Regions from separate parts of the Mus musculus genome. Here region 2 is linked to region 1. The links are chromatin loops, found by intact Hi-C in ENCODE. Cell type or tissue: left cerebral cortex. All regions are shown on one strand. Each heading gives the region's core, and the rest is flanking DNA. Links, peaks and the distances in the headings are about the cores only.

Region 1 (8,122 bases), core at 3,153-5,652:
TAGTGTTAAGCAAATATAATTGCCGTGTGCAGAGTCTTACATTAGTAAGAATAACTTAGGATGCATTAACTCTATTATTACAAAGTCATGGTCTCGTTTTCATAAACTCGAAAGGAAAAAAAATAACACATTAAAAAAAGAGACCAAAAGGTAGGGTTGTAGAATATCACTAGGTTGCTTTAAGTGCCAAATTGAGAAACAAAATATAGCATGTAGGGAAAATTCCTTGTGCAAGATGGCAGAAAATATCCCACCAGAGATGATCAAACACCTCTTCTTTCTAAACTCTACAAAAAAACAGACTTCCATAAGATCGCCAACAATTTTCCTGTCTGAAAACAAGAAGCCCCAGCAAGCTCTCTCACCATGATCATATTTCCAGTACAACCTCAAAGCAAAACATAGGAAAGCCACTCTGCTGGGTGGCTGTAGGGAAAATTACTTAGCATCTTCTTTCGATTGAAAGATAAATTTTATATACACAATAAAACTAAAGTGAGGCTATTCTAATCAGTTTATTTTTTATTTTATTCTAGATGGAGAAAATATTTAGAAAGTCAAGTTTTGGTAAGCAACAAAATTTCATTAAAAAAAATCAAATATAAAAATGAATTCAATTTTATCTCACATCAACAGTGACACACAACTTTAATCCCAAAACTCTGGAGTCAGAGGCAAGTGGATCTCTTAAGTTTGAGGCCAGCTCTGATCTACAGGCTGGTCTAGGACAGCACAAAGAGAAACCCTGTCTCTAAAAAAACAAAACAAAAATGATGTTGGTACATGAAACAACTGTTTAATGCTTTTTGTTATTTTTGTTTTGTTTTATTTAATAAGAACTGAGGAGAAGACTCAGTAAGCACCTGTTCTGCAAACATGAGGACCTAAAAACCTGGTGCAGTGCTGCTCATTTCTAACTCCAGCAGATACAGATCTCAGGGTCAGCCCGTCCAGCCCAAATGGCAAGCTCCAGCTTCAGTGACAGACTGTGACTCAAAAGCTAAGGTAGCGAGCAACTGGAAGGCATCAGACATAAACCTCTGGCCTCTACACACAGCACAGGAAACTCAGACCTGTGTTCTTTAACATGTATTACTCATGTAATGCTATGAAGTAGGTAATACTCTAGTCGTCATATACAGCTGAATAACATGAAGCACCAGAAGTCATTAACTGGTCCAGGGTCATGCAATCAGTAAATGGGAGCAGACAGGATATGGACTGAAGATGTCAAGTGTTCAAATCAACTACAGCAATTATTGTTAAAAATTTTTACAAAGAGCCTATTAGGTTCCAGGCACAGTTCTAAGTACTAGGGATAAAATTACGAATAAATCTAATAAGATCTCCACCCTGTAGTTAGGAAGAGAGAACCAACAAATCTAAAGGGAATAATTAACAAGTGAAAAGTATATCTGATCATAAATACAAAGGAGAAAAAATATTTAATGTAAAAGCAAACAAAAGAGTCAAGTAACAAAAGGAGACTTGCTTCTATTTTAGAGACTAGGAAAAGTTCCCTCAAGTAAAGAACAGCACTAGAAGACAAGAACAGCTACCACCAGTCAGAAGAGGTGTCCTGCATATCTGCCTGGATCCTGAAATCCAATAGTGAGTGAGAGTCATGGGGTAAGGCTAAGGTTAAGTTGACAGCTGCCCTGATGGCAGGGAGGAGCTTAGGTTCAAACTCCATATGTAACCCAGAGCTTTTGGAGGATTTTAACTACAGAAAGTTCAAAGAAAATTAAAATTTTTAAATGTCTATTAATATCCACATTAAAGTTTCAGTTAGCACTGTTGTTACAAGAAAAGAAGTAAAAAGTATTTTTTGGTTGTTTGTTTTTCATTCTGTTTAACTTGCCCTATGATTTACTTTGGTTTTTATTTCTGATGGAGTCTTAACTATGCAGGCCCTAACTGGTCTGCACCTCACTATGTAGATCATGTTGGCTTCAAACTACCAGAGATACCCCAGCCTCTGCCTACCGACATCTGAGATGAACGGAGCCTGGTTCATACTATGATTTACAATCCCTTTCATTCTAATAAAACACTAAGAATCTGCCAGCCCTCAGGATCTGTTCTCTAGTAGACAGCAGGCACCTAAGGTCTCCGGTGATTAGTTTTCTTCTCATGGTCTCTCTCCAGCATATCAGGCCCTATTTAGTACACAGCTACAAGAGTATGCTACAGAAAACACTTACCTAGTACCTGTAGTTTCATAGTCTTATTAAATGCCTTTCACTTAAGAACTAATTTATTAGTCGGCTACCCAAACTGGAAAATGTCTTCCAAATATGAATGAAAAGCTTGTCCAACTAGCAGAGGCAAATTTCAAGCCCATATGTAAATGCTTTGATCTCTCCACTTCACATGCCATTGGATACAGTATGTTTGTTAAATATAGGTCTATGTAGCCTCTGGAATGTATTTACTGTGACTGGTTGTTGGGAACAGGCTTTCCTTCCTTTCCATTTAGAATCTTGGTTTTCAGTGTTAAAGAAGTGGAGTTACGTATTTCAGCACATTAATTTTGAAAATGTGTATTTTTCTACCTGAGATGACATAGAGATTTAATGTTAAAAGTGATTCCCACCCTTAAGAAAATGAACAAATATGCATTATTTACCATAAAAAGGAGTAAAGTTTCATGACAAGATACACGATTTTGGTACATACTGACCTCAAAGGACCTACAAGACACAAACAAGAAAACAGAAATTCAAGAAAAATGGCAAGTAAGTAGTCTAAGCAATGAACGAGTGCACTCGTGCAGACTGAAGTCCTGGATGGAGAGCTCCAGGTAAGCTTCCAAGTGTCCATCACAGGTAGCACTGGAAGGGCCGGAAGGGTATTCTAGCAGCATTTGCCTGGGCAAAGCCCGGTCAATATGGGAAAGCAAACTTATGGAGTCTTGCTAAGCTGAGCTAATGCGCACTCCATAGGAACAAGATTGTGGTATTATTACTCTACGTAAAGGAAGAACAGGTACTAGAGAAGCCAGAGACCAAGCAAATAATTTAAGAGCTGTTACATAGCCCTTAATAGTTACAAATCCTTTTTATGAGGTCTCTTGTTTTTATCTACATACCATTTCTACTTTATACCCAAGAAACACCAAAAAACACACGGTGAAATCCTAGGCATGTATCACCTGTAGTGTTTTTTTAAACAATCAAGGAACGATACTACAGGAAAGTCCGGGCTTTGCAAACCCGGGACAGGAAGAGTCTCCAAACAAACAAGTGCCCCCTCGGTGCACCCCGACTGTTATTATAACAGCACACCCAAGTGTGAACTGAGCACCTGTACAAACACTTGGGGACAGGTGTCCTGCACATGAAGGGGACAGATAAGTGACAAGGGAAAAGGAGTGAGAGAAACACTGCCTCCGGGATGCCTAAGAGCAAGGCAGAGGGGAGAAGCCGATGCACCGGGGACGAGCGAAGACCCGCGGCGCGGGCCCCGGGTGCCCCCTGCCACGTTCTGCAAACGCTGGCGGAGCGGACACTCGAACGCGCGAGGGAATGAATGGCCGGCCAGGCGCCGGCGCAGGAGGAACCGGTGACTTGCGACGCCAGCGGCGGGACTCGGAGGCAGGGCCGCGGGCGCCCCGATCGGCGCGCGACGGAGCGCCGGGTGTGGAGCGGGAACGGGAGGTCACGCGTTACATAACCCGGCGGCCGGAGGCGCAGGGGCGACGCGGCGCGGCAGGCAGGAGGCCTCGCGGCAGCACCGCGAGCCCCCGGCCTCGGCGCCTCGGGCCGCTCGTGCGGCGGAGGCGGGGACGGCGGAGGCTCGGTACCCCTCCCCCACCCGCCGGCCCGGGGGTCGCTCACCTTCCGCGCCGCCCCAGGCCACCATGCCCGGGCCCAGCCGCTTCCTCGGGCCTCGCGGGCGCCGCCGTCGTTCAGTGTCCTCCCCGCGGCTGAGGGGAACGCCGGGGAAGGCAACCGGTCAGGCGGCCGCCCAGCCGCACCGCACCGCACCGCGGCCCACGCTCCCTCAGTCGCTGCGCCCGCCTCGCGCCTCCGCGGCAGCTCCGCCCCTCCCCCGCCGCTCCTCTGGCGCGCGCCCGGCTCCCCCTCCCATCCACACCGCGGCCCGCTGGCCCGGCCCCGCACGCACTCACCGGGCGCGGCGCACGCGCGCTGCTCGCGCCCGGCCCGAGGCGACCCCGGCCCCGCCCTCCTCTCGCGCCGGCGCCCGCGGGGAGGGGGGGTGGAGAGCAGCGCCTCGGCTGCACGTGACCGTGCGGCTGGCTGGGCGGAGGTGGCGCGGGACCCGCCGCATCACCACGCTGCCTCCCGCCGGGGCCGGCTAGCTAATGGTGCTGCAGCGACGCGCAGCCGCGCCCCGCCGTGCCCCGCCCCGCCCCGCCCCGCCCGGGCTCCCCAGCCGCCGCGGAGGGCGCGGGTGCCGGGACTAACCGGGTAGACGACCGCGCAGGGTCGGCCGAGGCGCGAAACGCGTCGCCGCACCGCGCTCCGATTGATGTGCGGCGCCACCTAGCGGCGGCCAGGACGCTCACAGGCTAGCACATGCTCGGTCGGCGAGCGGAGAACCGCGGCCCACACGGGTCTGCGGGAATGCCAGGTCACTTGCTGGCAGCCAGCTAGGCTGTGTCCAGACACGACGTCCCTCACAATCTTACCACTGCCGGTCCTGTGCTCTACCTGCCTTTCCCACTTGCAACACACAGACCTGAAGAAAATTGCTTTCCCTTGTGATGGTTAAAAACAAACAAACAAAAACAAAAAACCAGCAGCTACACAATTTATTCGTGGATGTTAAATACACCTAGCAAAAAAGAAAAAAAACAGTCTCTTAAGGCCCATTTCCCCCGCCTCTGTAGTGTCTGTTCAATGGGAGACTGCATGGTTATTGTGATAGTCTTTATTGTTGGAATGCTCAAACATTAAGCCAACCAACTCCTCGCCCTAGACTGAACACTTTTGTTCCTTCCCCACCTTAAGACTTTTGAAAGGAGTTTGCAGGCACTTAGAAAACAGTAGTACTCTTTTTAAAACTGACTTTGCAAACCTGAGGTTCCTTTCCCAGAGAGACAGGAGATAATCGAAATCTCTCTCTCTCTTTCTGTGTATGTATATGTACATGGGAAATATATATATCTGTCTCGATTTTAACCTCTCCCCCTTTGCTCCACTTGCTCGCTCTCCTTTATGAATTCAACTTCAGTATTCCCTCCCAGCTCTGTTTCTCTGGACCCACAATTGAAGAGCTAGATACAGTGTAACTGCAGGAGTTTCAGAACGAGCTGCAACACCACCAGCTTGTGTTCGGAAATACCGCTGGGCGGGAAATGAGGCTTGTGAGGAGTTTTGAAAAACTGTCTCTACACAGCAGTTATTTCCAATGAGAAAAACACCAAAACTTTATTTTTGAGACTGAAAAATAACTTGTGAATACTTTTCCTCTTCTTTCATAATCAAAGATTACTTTTTCTGTATTTTTCTCAAGCAAATAAACAAACTGTCCCATCCTCGTTTGCTTTCTTTTGCTGCAACAAACATTATTACCAAAAAAACAACTTAAGGAGGAAAGGGCCTATCTCACCTTACAGTTTACAACCCACGGGGAAGGGAAGTCAGGACAGAACCTGGATGCAGGAACTGAAGCAGAGACCACTCAGGAGCCCTGCTCACTTCACTGGCTTGCCTCTAATGGCTTGCTCCTCTATTCCTGATACAACTAAGGCCACCCACCCAGGGTGGGCACCGCCCACAGTGGGCTGGCCCATCCCACATCAATCATCTGTCCCACAGACTTGTCCACAGGCCGATTCTGATAGAGGTGTTTTCTCAGTTGATGTTCCCTCTTCCCAGATGACCCTAGCTTGTGTCAAGTTGAAAGAAAGTGGAAAGAAGATGTCTTTCTCTGTAAAACAAACAGAACCGAGAGGCGAGAAGAAATAAACGGTAGATAAATTCTAGAGTCTGTGTTACGAACAAGTTTGCCCAGGGTTTATTTTTATCTACTTCAGAAAGTTCTTATTTTAACTTTATTGTCAAGATTCACTTGCCCATCTATTTATTTTTATAAAGTCTATATTTTTCCTTATCGAAGGCGAGCTAGGCTTTGGAGACAGCACCTAAGATGACCCATCTGGGCCCCACACTTGGGAATCCTTGGGGGAGCTGTACCTTTTCACTCCTTTCCTAAGCTTCATTAAAATTGATTTTTTAAAAAAATTTAATCATTTCTGACACCTTAAGAAGCCCGTAAGAATGCAGGTCAATGGCCCTTTTAGGGTTATGAATAAAAGGACATGAATTCTGCTACACATTCACTTGGCCTCTGGCAGTAAATTCCATATATATATACTTTTAAAGTTTGTTCTGGAACCCCTGACAGTGGTCTGTTCACAGTGACTTACATGGCCAGGTAGTGCTTATTATTACAAAGCATTCCATCCATTATGCTGACAGATGAAATAATAAGAGGGCGTGGCTCAAGCCCACGTGAACGGAGGGTGTTGAAAGCAGAGTTGGTTTGCCAGGACTTAACACTCTCAAACATACATTCAGGTTCGTATTTAACCAACACAGTTCACAACATTCATTGTGACCCAACGAGTAATCAGTCATATGGTACACCCTGTATGCCCGTGGCCAAACATATTGATTTCCTGTCTTTAAAAAGCTTTTAGTGTGGTGAGAGGCAACAGCTGCAGGCTAGGCTCAGGGCTACCATCTGAGGGCAATCTTGCAGGCACAGTGGGAACCTGCGAGGAAAGTTGCAGTACGGACTGAGAGGTTGGTTCTGTTAGGGAAACACCGGAGCCACATGGGCGAGGAACGGAGACCAGGGAACATTCTAGAAACTGTGAAACATGAAGCCGAGAGTGGCATAGGCTAGGAAGGCAAATGGAGGATGGGAGAATGAAGAGTTCTGTGAAGTATGGTGATCTGTCACTCTGCAGCTGTGAGAGGCACTGAGGTCTTGTCATAGTCCAGGTTAGCCAGGACATGGGTTTTGCCAAACACTACAATGAAAGGAGAAAGAGACAAAGATGTTGGTGGCAGAGGCAGCAGAGTTATATTGACTCAACACGGAACCTAAGCCGAGGAAGAAAAGGGACTTGCCTGGGGTGGTGGGATTAGTCAAATGATAATTCTGGTTGGTGGGTGGTAAGAAACCTTTCAAAGGATTTTGAGTTAGGCACTAGCGTGTGATGATTGTTGGAGTAACTTTTCTTCACTTTGTGTAAAGGTGTGTCTTTGTATTTTCAGCTAATTCTGTACTGGCAGAAGGCTAAATGCTGGCAGGATATCGCTAATGTCATTTCCGTGGCCCATCACCGGCCTTATATTCCTAAGTATATAAATTCCACACCTGTTCAGATACTTGAAGGTCGGGCAACCTAGAGGCAATCTAGAATTGTTATCAGAGGTTATCTCAATGCTGATTGGTTGTAATAAAGAGCTGACAGCCAATAGCTGGGCAGGAAGTAGGGGGTGGAACTTCCAGGCAAAGACAATGATAAAGGGAAAGAAAGCAAAGCTGCAGCCAGTCACGTGGCAGATCGTTGGCACGTAGTCCAGTTAAATTAGATAAGCTAGCTGGAAGATGGCCCAAGCAAAAGGCCTAAGCTTTAAACTGCCTAGAAGACTTCATGTCATTATTTACAGTGCAGGTGGGTCTGAGAAAGCCTCGCTATAGATACAGGATGGAGGATGAAGTCATTGTAAAGGAGAAGATCAACTATATGAAGGGCCAGAGCAGAGAAGGTTCATCTCCTTACAGACTGAAATCATCAAGAGTCGGAGGCGGGGAGCAGGCTTAGGGGGTCAAGAACTGGCTACACAACCATGAGGAACTGAGGTCAAATCCCTAACACCCCTTAAATAAAAGCTGGGGAGGGATGGGTGCTTGCCTGTAATCCTAGCACTCAGAAAGTAGAGACAGGATTTCCAGAGAAGCTGAGTAGTTAAACTGTCAAAAAGAGTGAACCCCAGGACTGGAAACAGTGACTCAGAGAATCATATTGATGACATCAAGTGAGAAGACTGACTATCATCCAATGTATTGAATTCTAATACAGTGATTATTACCCTACTAACCGGGGTTCTCAAACTCTCTCTGTTCTTAGCAATAATGG
Region 2 (8,122 bases), core at 2,675-5,174, 58 kb before region 1:
AGAAATGCACATAGTTATTTCTTAAAATTTCAAAAAACAAACAGATTGAATCATTCAAGTATCTTAAAATGGTAAAAACTAATTCAGTTTTGATAAATTCAAACAAAGTACATGTACGTACACACACTCACTTGGTAATTTTATTTAGTTTTTCAGAATATGGCCAGAATGGTTGCTAGATGAAGGTTTTTCTTTATGTCAAAGTCTCTTTGTGATGGATGTACAACAGAGAAAACAGGGCGAGGGTTAACCTGGGTGTGGTAGCTCATGTAAATAATCTTAACACTCAGGAGGCTTAAACTGCCCATTGGCTATGAATCTGAAGCTCAAATCCTATCTCTTCCACTCAAAGTGTAGTAGATTTATAGAAAAATAAAACCTGGTTAAATTCCCCAACCCCAGGACCTAGGCTATATGGGGACAACAAGCTACCAGGTTTGGAAACAATGCCCCAAATCAGACCATGTGACATGAGAGAGTCTTAAGGGCTTCAGAGTGCAGGGGAAGGAAGGTCAGCAGAGACAGTGGGACCTGCAGTGGGTTGGAGAGAGCCATAGAAAAAAATAAGCTTTCCTATGAAATAAAGACATCAAGACATCAGAAAATCCTATACTGACAAGTTATAGAAGAACCAAGAAACAATGTATGATAGAAATAACAAATATAAATTCTTATAAGGAGTTGAAGCTTAGAAAAGCCGTATCAAAATTATAGAAGTGGTAAGTCTAGGAAGTTGGAGAGAAAAAGCGGGGAAGTGGAGATTACAAGTGGGATTTCAGTTTTCATTCCATTTTTAAACTGAAAATGTATTTACACCACCACTTGTAAATTAAGTATGATTAAAAACAAAGAATTAAAACTGTGACGGACACTGAAATAAAAGGTTGGTAGGAGAGAAGGCTGACTTGTAGGCCAACAGTAGGGGTGAAAAGGCAAGCAGACAGTAACTGTAAACAGTGCCCATGCATTCGTCATCTTTGAACTCTTCAGTATGCTATGGTGTTTCACACTGGAAAAGCTTTGCTGGAAGATGAACTCAGTTGGTGCACTATGGCAATGACTGGCTCTGACTTCATGTGAAGCCTGCTCTACCAGGCAGAATGCTGTATTGTACTGAAATCCCCCTGCTGGGTGGGTGGTGTGAGACTGTATATCCAGTAGTGTTGTTTTGCTAAATGGACATGTTATCAAATTACCTGCCACAGATATTTATACTATGCCCCTGAATTATTTGTGCTGCTCTTGACCTTGGTCAAATACGTTTCTTTCTAGTGAATAGATGTTCAAAAAGAATCTTATGTGTCAAAGACATTAAGAATAAGAGGTTTCTGAGTGTTCAGCTCTGATGGACCTCCAGAGCGCCATCCCCATCATCCACTCAGGGCTCTGGGGCATCTTAGAAACAGGGTTGGAGGATTTAAGAGCTGGACAGTGGGGAGGAGCGCTGAGAACTGTTGTCTCCTGCAGGACAGCGCACAATGCACTCAAGAGCTCACAGGAACTGTGGTCACTCTCCTAAGACCTGCTAGCCACAATTACAGAATGGATGGTCTCACCCTAGTTAAGAGACTACTGGCAGTCAGAGGAAGTAATTTATTTCACAAGTTTAGAATGCTGATCGGTTGTCTACTCAGACAGAAGGTCCTACAACCATGAGCATGGCAGTGCATGTACAAAGAATCAATGAATCAATAGAAACCAAACAAAAACAGGATGTACATCAACATGGGAAGGAACCTGGTAGTGGATATAAGCAAAATACTTTACTTTGTATACATGATGAAACTACCAAAACAGTAAACAGAATATTTCTAATTAAAAAAAGAACACAGCTTGGGTGAAATGGGCTCATTTTAAAGACAGAGGGAAGGAAATTTCTCATATGCATATCTCAGACTCTAACCAGATCTTCACCCAAATCTCATTTACCAAGTGTGGTAGTTTAAATAAGATGCCCACTGCAGTCTCAGGCTTGTGAATACTTGGCCTCCAGTTAGCGGCACTGTTTGAGATGGCATAGGTAGCATGGCCTAGTTGGAGGAAGTCTCTCACTGGGTCCAGGCTTTGAAGTTTCAAAAGCCAGGTCCCATGTCCAGTTCATTCTCTCTACTTCCTGTTTGTGATCTGAGACGAGAGGTTTAATCGCTCGGCTTCCAGTTGCCATTTCTGCTGTGTGGTGCCATGCTGTGCCATTTTGGATCCCTACCCATCTAGAACTGAGAGCTCAAAACAAACTTTTCTATACTTTGCCTTACTATATCACGGCAATAAAAACAAGCACTTAAGGCAGCCTATCTTCTCTCTTAAATGAGCTCAGGGCCAGGCACCAGGAAAGTAAGAGCCCTTCCATGCAATGCCTACTAGAGGTGAGGTCTATAGCTTTCCCACTGAGCCCTCATGAGAGCTCTCCCAGCTCCCACAGCTTTCTTCCTCTTGCTGAATAAGCCAAAGACAGAACAGACGAAAAGAGATGCCAGAGACTGGAACTGCAGAGAACACTGCTATCCAGGAAAGCAAAGAGCAGAAAAGGACACCTAAGCTTAACTTCTAGTTCTATGCTGTTAATCTGCCTTTAAAGGAGTTTCTATTCAAATATGAGGAAAACAAACATTTAATTTATTCCTCCCTTTTTTCTTTTTGAACAAGAAAGAACTTTTTTGTCCCATGCTACAAAAATTCTACCACCAACCACTTACTTGTATTTGCACATTTTTATTTTACTGCACAGCTGTAAGCAATAATAAAAGTAAGGGAAAGGACACTTCTGCAACGTGTAGAAAGCTAAGCTATTAAACTTCCTTTACACCAGGAGATAGTTAAGGATTCCCATTGTTGAGTAAAACAAGTACACAATAAGCCACGTACTAGTTTAGCATTTGCAGACTAAAAATAGCAAGTCAAGGATTTTTTTTTTTTAGATAAAGTGAAAAAGTGGTTGAAGAAAATAAATGCATAATTCCTCAGTGAATAAAGATGTAGCTGTCATACATTAAATAGGCAAAGTTACATGCTGATATTTAGAAAACAGCTCAACTATGAAACCATGTTTCATTAATCTGTTTAAATCAGGCCATTTTTATAGTTTTATGTAGGGTGGTATGTTTTTCTTCTTAGGGACAGTTTACAATAGTAAGAACTGTCCCTCATATTAGTGAGTTACTTATATACAAATTGAAAATGTAAATTGTAAACACTGGAACACACCATTGTGACATTAACATCGTAGTAATATATTAAAATGAATGTAAATGGAAGTTAAAATTACATTACTGTGAAACTTACCTTCCAACTGTTAAGTGTCAGAGATTTATGTTAGTGGGTAATTCTTAAAGAACTTTGAAAACACTGCATAATCTGTGTAACCCAGAATTATTATTTCTTTGTAACTTATTATTCAGCTTGGCGAGCGCTTTTGATTTGGCAGATTGATTACATGGTATATTTACTTAGTTGGAAACAATTATTTCTACATACTTTTAAAAAAATACCTGCTAGATGAAACATACAATAAAACTACCTGTACTAAAATTTGGGAGAACTTTAGGTCCTTTAAAAAGTATTAATCATTATTAGCTACATCTCTGATAAAAGTGTTTATTCTGGTTTACTTAGAAATGATAAACATTTAAAGTGTTAACATCTTATGAATGCAGTGAATTAATAAACATTTTGCAAATGGAAAAAAAAATAAGCCACATACTAACCAATTCCAACAGAGGCAGCACATTTGGTCTTGTCTTTGATTTCAATACGGAGGGCAGCTGCAAACTCCTCAGGAGAAAGTTTCGTCTCTGCAAGGATGTCCGTGACGTCAATCAGTGCTTCATCGCAGCTGACAGCCTCGATGCTGTGTGTGTAGCTATCAGGACAAAGAGAAGGCAGTGAGTGAGTCACACCTAGGGGCGGCTCTGGGAGTTGTCAGATACTGCAAACACCACCCCACCACCAGCACACCAGCACACCAACACATCTTCTAATCTTAACCTTTCCAAAGTGCCACCATTTAGTTATCTGACTCTGATACAAAGCTAGTGTTCTAATCCTTTACCAAAACTACTACAGCAGAAACGACTGGACCCAGAACACCCTGTACACATGAAAAGCTTCAAAGTGGCAAATGGATCACAATTAACAAAATTTCAAACATGACTTATCAGAAAACTTAATGAACAAAAGTTTACACACATCAATTCAATGACAGCTGTTCATCTAAAAGCAAAATACCACTATTAACTATCTATTATTTATTAAACCCCTGTGACTCTATAGGACAAAGGGGTCTAAATGCTGGCTAGGAGAAACACACCCATATCTTCAAGTGGAAATGCTGTTCCTTTTCCTAACCTTATGTTATCTCCCTTGATAACAGACTACTTGTTTTGACAAGGTAGACAAGAGGAATAATCTCGAAACCATGCAGCAGACTCAGAGCAGAGCAGAAATGGCAGCCATGGAAAGAAGCCTCACAAGCGAGGTCTGCCTCGGTCTACTGTTAGTACAAAGCTTTTGTACGAGGTCTGCCTCAGTCTACTGTTAGTACAAAGCTTTTTTTTTTTTTTTTTTTTTTTTTTTTTTTTTTAAAGATTTATTTATTATTATATGTAAGTACACTGTAGCTGTCTTCAGACACACCAGAAGAGGGAGTCAGATCTTGTTACGGATGGTTGTGAGCCACCATGTGGTTGCTGGGATTTGAACTCTGGACCTTCAGAAGAGCAGTCGGGTGCTCTTACCCACTGAGCCATCTCACCAGCCCATGTACAAAGCTTTTGTACGAGGTCTGCCTCGGTCTACTGTTAGTACAAAGCTTTTGGTAGATTACAAACCAAGCCACCAAAATCTACTCATTCAATAAATAAATACTAAAAATGTTAAGAATAAATGGGTTTTCCCTTTTTTTAAAAAAATAAAGATAATGACTTCTCCTCTGAGAATAGAAACATGCCACTAGAAGTGTTCCCAGAAGAAAAGTGTAAAGGCCCCTAGCTCTCCCTCACTTTTTAGGCTGTAGGTGCAAGCTAGTCATCTCCTCTGGGATGTGGAACTGAGAAGACAGCAGCATCCGTAACAACTGGTTCCCAGCCTTCCCTTGGATGTCATCAATGCCCTAAGCTTGAACAGCATTGCACACCTTTGTGAAGCAGTAACACCAAACTCAAGGGCAGGGACTGGACATTGTTTCTCTTGGTGAGCCTGGCAGAATCAAGCGGCTACCTGTACATCCTGGTTAGTAGTGTTCAGAATAAAGCATAAGAAGAAAAGGCAGGCTCTGTGGGTCTGCACAGCCGCTGCGTGCACATTACAGCTTTCAGCTTAGTGTTTTACAGGGCCCCTGAGTGTGGGGATGAGGGGGGTTCTGCATCTTGTGCCTGTTCTTGGACTCTTCTGTTGGTTTGCTTTTTATCCAACTACTTCGGTGTAATGGATTTATCTTATTTTGTTACCTGTGTTATCACCTAGAAGCAGGCCCGTGTTAGTAATTCACATCACTTAAAACCTTTTCAATTTACACAGAGTCAAGGAGTTTTGAGACCTCTTCTAGCCCTTTACAAAAAAAGAAAAACTACATGATTCTGGCTTTAGAGCATATATAAGTTGCTAAGTAATTTTAATTCTTGTTAATACTGCCTTAGCATTAAAAAAGCCTACACTGAAAAAGAAATCATTTATCTCCTTTCCTCAAGCTAACTCTAATTAACCATTTTAAAAACAATTACCAGAGACTCAATTTATAAAAAGTAACTCTGGGGGGCTAGAGAGATGGCTCAGGGGTTAAGAGCACTGACTGCTCTTCCGAAGGCCCTGAGTTCAATTCCCAGCAACAACTTGATGGCTCACAACCATGCATAATGAGATCTCACATCCTCTTCTGGTGTGTCTTAAGATAGCAACAGTGTACTCACATACATAAAATAATTTTTTTTTAAAGTAATTTTTGGCATACTTAAAGATTTTTAAGATGGCCGGGCAGTGGTGCACACTTTTAATCCCAGCACTTGGGAGGCAGACGCAGGTGGATTTCTGAGTTCGAGGCCAGCCTAATCTACAGAGTGAGTTCCAGGACAGCCAGGGCTACACAGAGAAACCCTGTCTCAAAACAAACAAACAAACAAACAAATAAAAAAAAGAAAAAACAAAAACAACAATTAAAAAAAAAGATTTTAAGATGAAAAACTATTTTTCCATGTCTCTGTTACTGGCTCATCAGTTTTAACTTTACTCAGTTCCAATACAGGGGTTTCCCTCCATTATCCTGGCTGGAATTGAAATTCTAGGACACAGTACATACTATTGCACCTCACTTTGTAAATTCTAATCTTAAATTATAATGCAAATGTAAAAGAGAAGAACCAAATGAGACAAAAGCAGCAGCAGCAACAACAACAAAACCCCAGAATTCTTTTGTCAATCTGCCTCAGGGGAAAGAAACCCAGGCTCACATAGTCCGGTAGATCTCACAATATGCAGTAGCACTTGAACAATGACATAGTGCAAACTCTTCCTGAAACTGAACTCCCAATTACTGAAGCTACATTTACAGCAAAGGCACCTATCAAACCGGCAGGCAGAGGGAAGGAGCACAGGAGGGACAAACGCTAGAGACTCACAATGGGTAATCAAAGCAACCAAAGCAGCAGAGCAGAGGGGATGGACCTGCGCATGCTGTGCACAATACCTGGCCAGTGTTTCATACATTGCCTGGGCAACTTCCCTGCATGCATGAAAATCATACGGAACAGCTTGCAGATTAGGACACAGCTGTTTAGCATATCCAAAAAACATTCCGTTCTTAATGCCAACTTGTCTAGAAAGGAAAGAAAACACAGAAGAGATTACATCAGGAGTCTTCAGCTGACATCCAAGTAGTAAGTGTGTCATTTCTCCCCATGCCACTGATATACAAGTTCCACCTAACTCCCCTTCTCATCAGGGGTTAACAATAGGCAGTAGGAAAACTTACAAGTCAGTTGCCCCCCAACAGAAAATACAACTGTTTCACTAGAGTAAATGACATCTCTTTTGTCTATAGCTAAACACTTGTAAAACTTGACCTCTGGCCCCTTTGCAGAGATGCCAGCATGCCATATGCTGGTGATATCACAACCACCACAGAGCAGGAATGTGCTGTCAAACAGTTCTCTTCTCCTAATACATGGCACGGTATAGCCAGGCTCATCCCCCAAAGACAAAGCAGATAACAAAAGAACTACACAGAACAGTGCTATGTGACAGACAGACAAAGTGTACTCATCCTATTACCACCCAATTCCCAATTGACCAATTCCAATGCTCCTCAATGGCTCCGCAGTGGTTGAGATGCCAACAGCATTGAATGGTAGGACATCACTCTGGGCAGGAGCCAGGGTTCCACAACTTTGAGGGACCTAATTGAAAACGGTAAATTTTAAATCTATTGTGTCTCAATGCCCCACATTACCTTTGATATTTGGAGCATTCAGCATAAAACTACAATTATGGAATTATACATAATTAGTAAAATTCCATTTTATTACTCTGTAAAGAATCAAGAAAAAAAATCACAGTAAAAACACAAGCAAAATAAAGCAATGTTTCACCAGATTACATAATACTGTGCAGGATGACCATGGTTATTCCATACATCCGTTCAGAAAAATGCACCAAGCATGGACTTAGTTGGCAGTATGTATGCTTAAGAAACAGTTACGATTGTTTCTTGGCCTCTTGTTAAGGTGACTAACCAGTCTTCTATTACTATGCAGAGGCTTCTGGGACTTTCCTGACATTCACCTCAGCAGACAGAGAACTACTAAGAATTAGGAAACCTCTCAAGTTATTCAGAAGCATACCCAAAACTACATGCATTTTTCATATAAATCAAAGCAATAAATTATTTCAGCATCAAGTCTTAGATGCACAGAGGACCTAATAAGAAGCAAAGACAGGAAAGAAGTAGTGACTGACAGTAAAGGCAGCTGAAGCAGTTATGTGCAGTTACAGTATCAGGTATTCTACAAGGTACTGGGTGTACCCCACAAACAGACCCCAAGATGTTTGTGAGCATGTCCCTGAATCTACCCAGCTTGATCTGAGTTACAGTCAGCAGGTCTTAATAAACCAATATGTTTATCAATACATGGAA

What was found. A loop is a pair of places that touch in the nucleus more often than their neighbours do. Peaks named below come from ENCODE experiments on the same cell type or tissue, not always from the same donor. Only the 100,000 strongest peaks of a DNase experiment are listed, where the experiment ranks them.
Region 2: a loop joins it to region 1, with 2.0 times the contacts of the local background. A loop is called at or near these places in 5 of 42 quality-filtered maps.

The regions. Positions count from the first base shown.
Region 1 is chr1:38,125,623-38,133,744 of GRCm38, forward strand. It overlaps Rev1 (REV1, DNA directed polymerase), which reads right to left and starts at 4,044. Exons shown (of 23, transcript NM_019570.4): 1 at 3,840-4,044. It overlaps Gm5099 (predicted gene 5099), which reads left to right and starts at 6,461. Exons shown (of 6, transcript NR_151587.1): 1 at 6,461-6,548. In left cerebral cortex, for the core only: a CTCF peak has its summit at 4,530 (motif pointing left); DNase peaks (open chromatin) are centred at 3,571, 4,298, 4,929 and 5,255; H3K4me3 peaks cover 1,706 bases; H3K27ac peaks cover 1,501 bases.
Region 2 is chr1:38,067,639-38,075,760 of GRCm38, forward strand. It overlaps Rev1 (REV1, DNA directed polymerase), which reads right to left. Exons shown (of 23, transcript NM_019570.4): 10 at 6,677-6,805; 11 at 3,705-3,859. Among named protein-coding and RNA genes, the nearest start is that of Gm34448, 39 kb to the left of the region's middle. In left cerebral cortex, for the core only: no CTCF peak of the experiment used is centred there; a DNase peak (open chromatin) is centred at 3,866.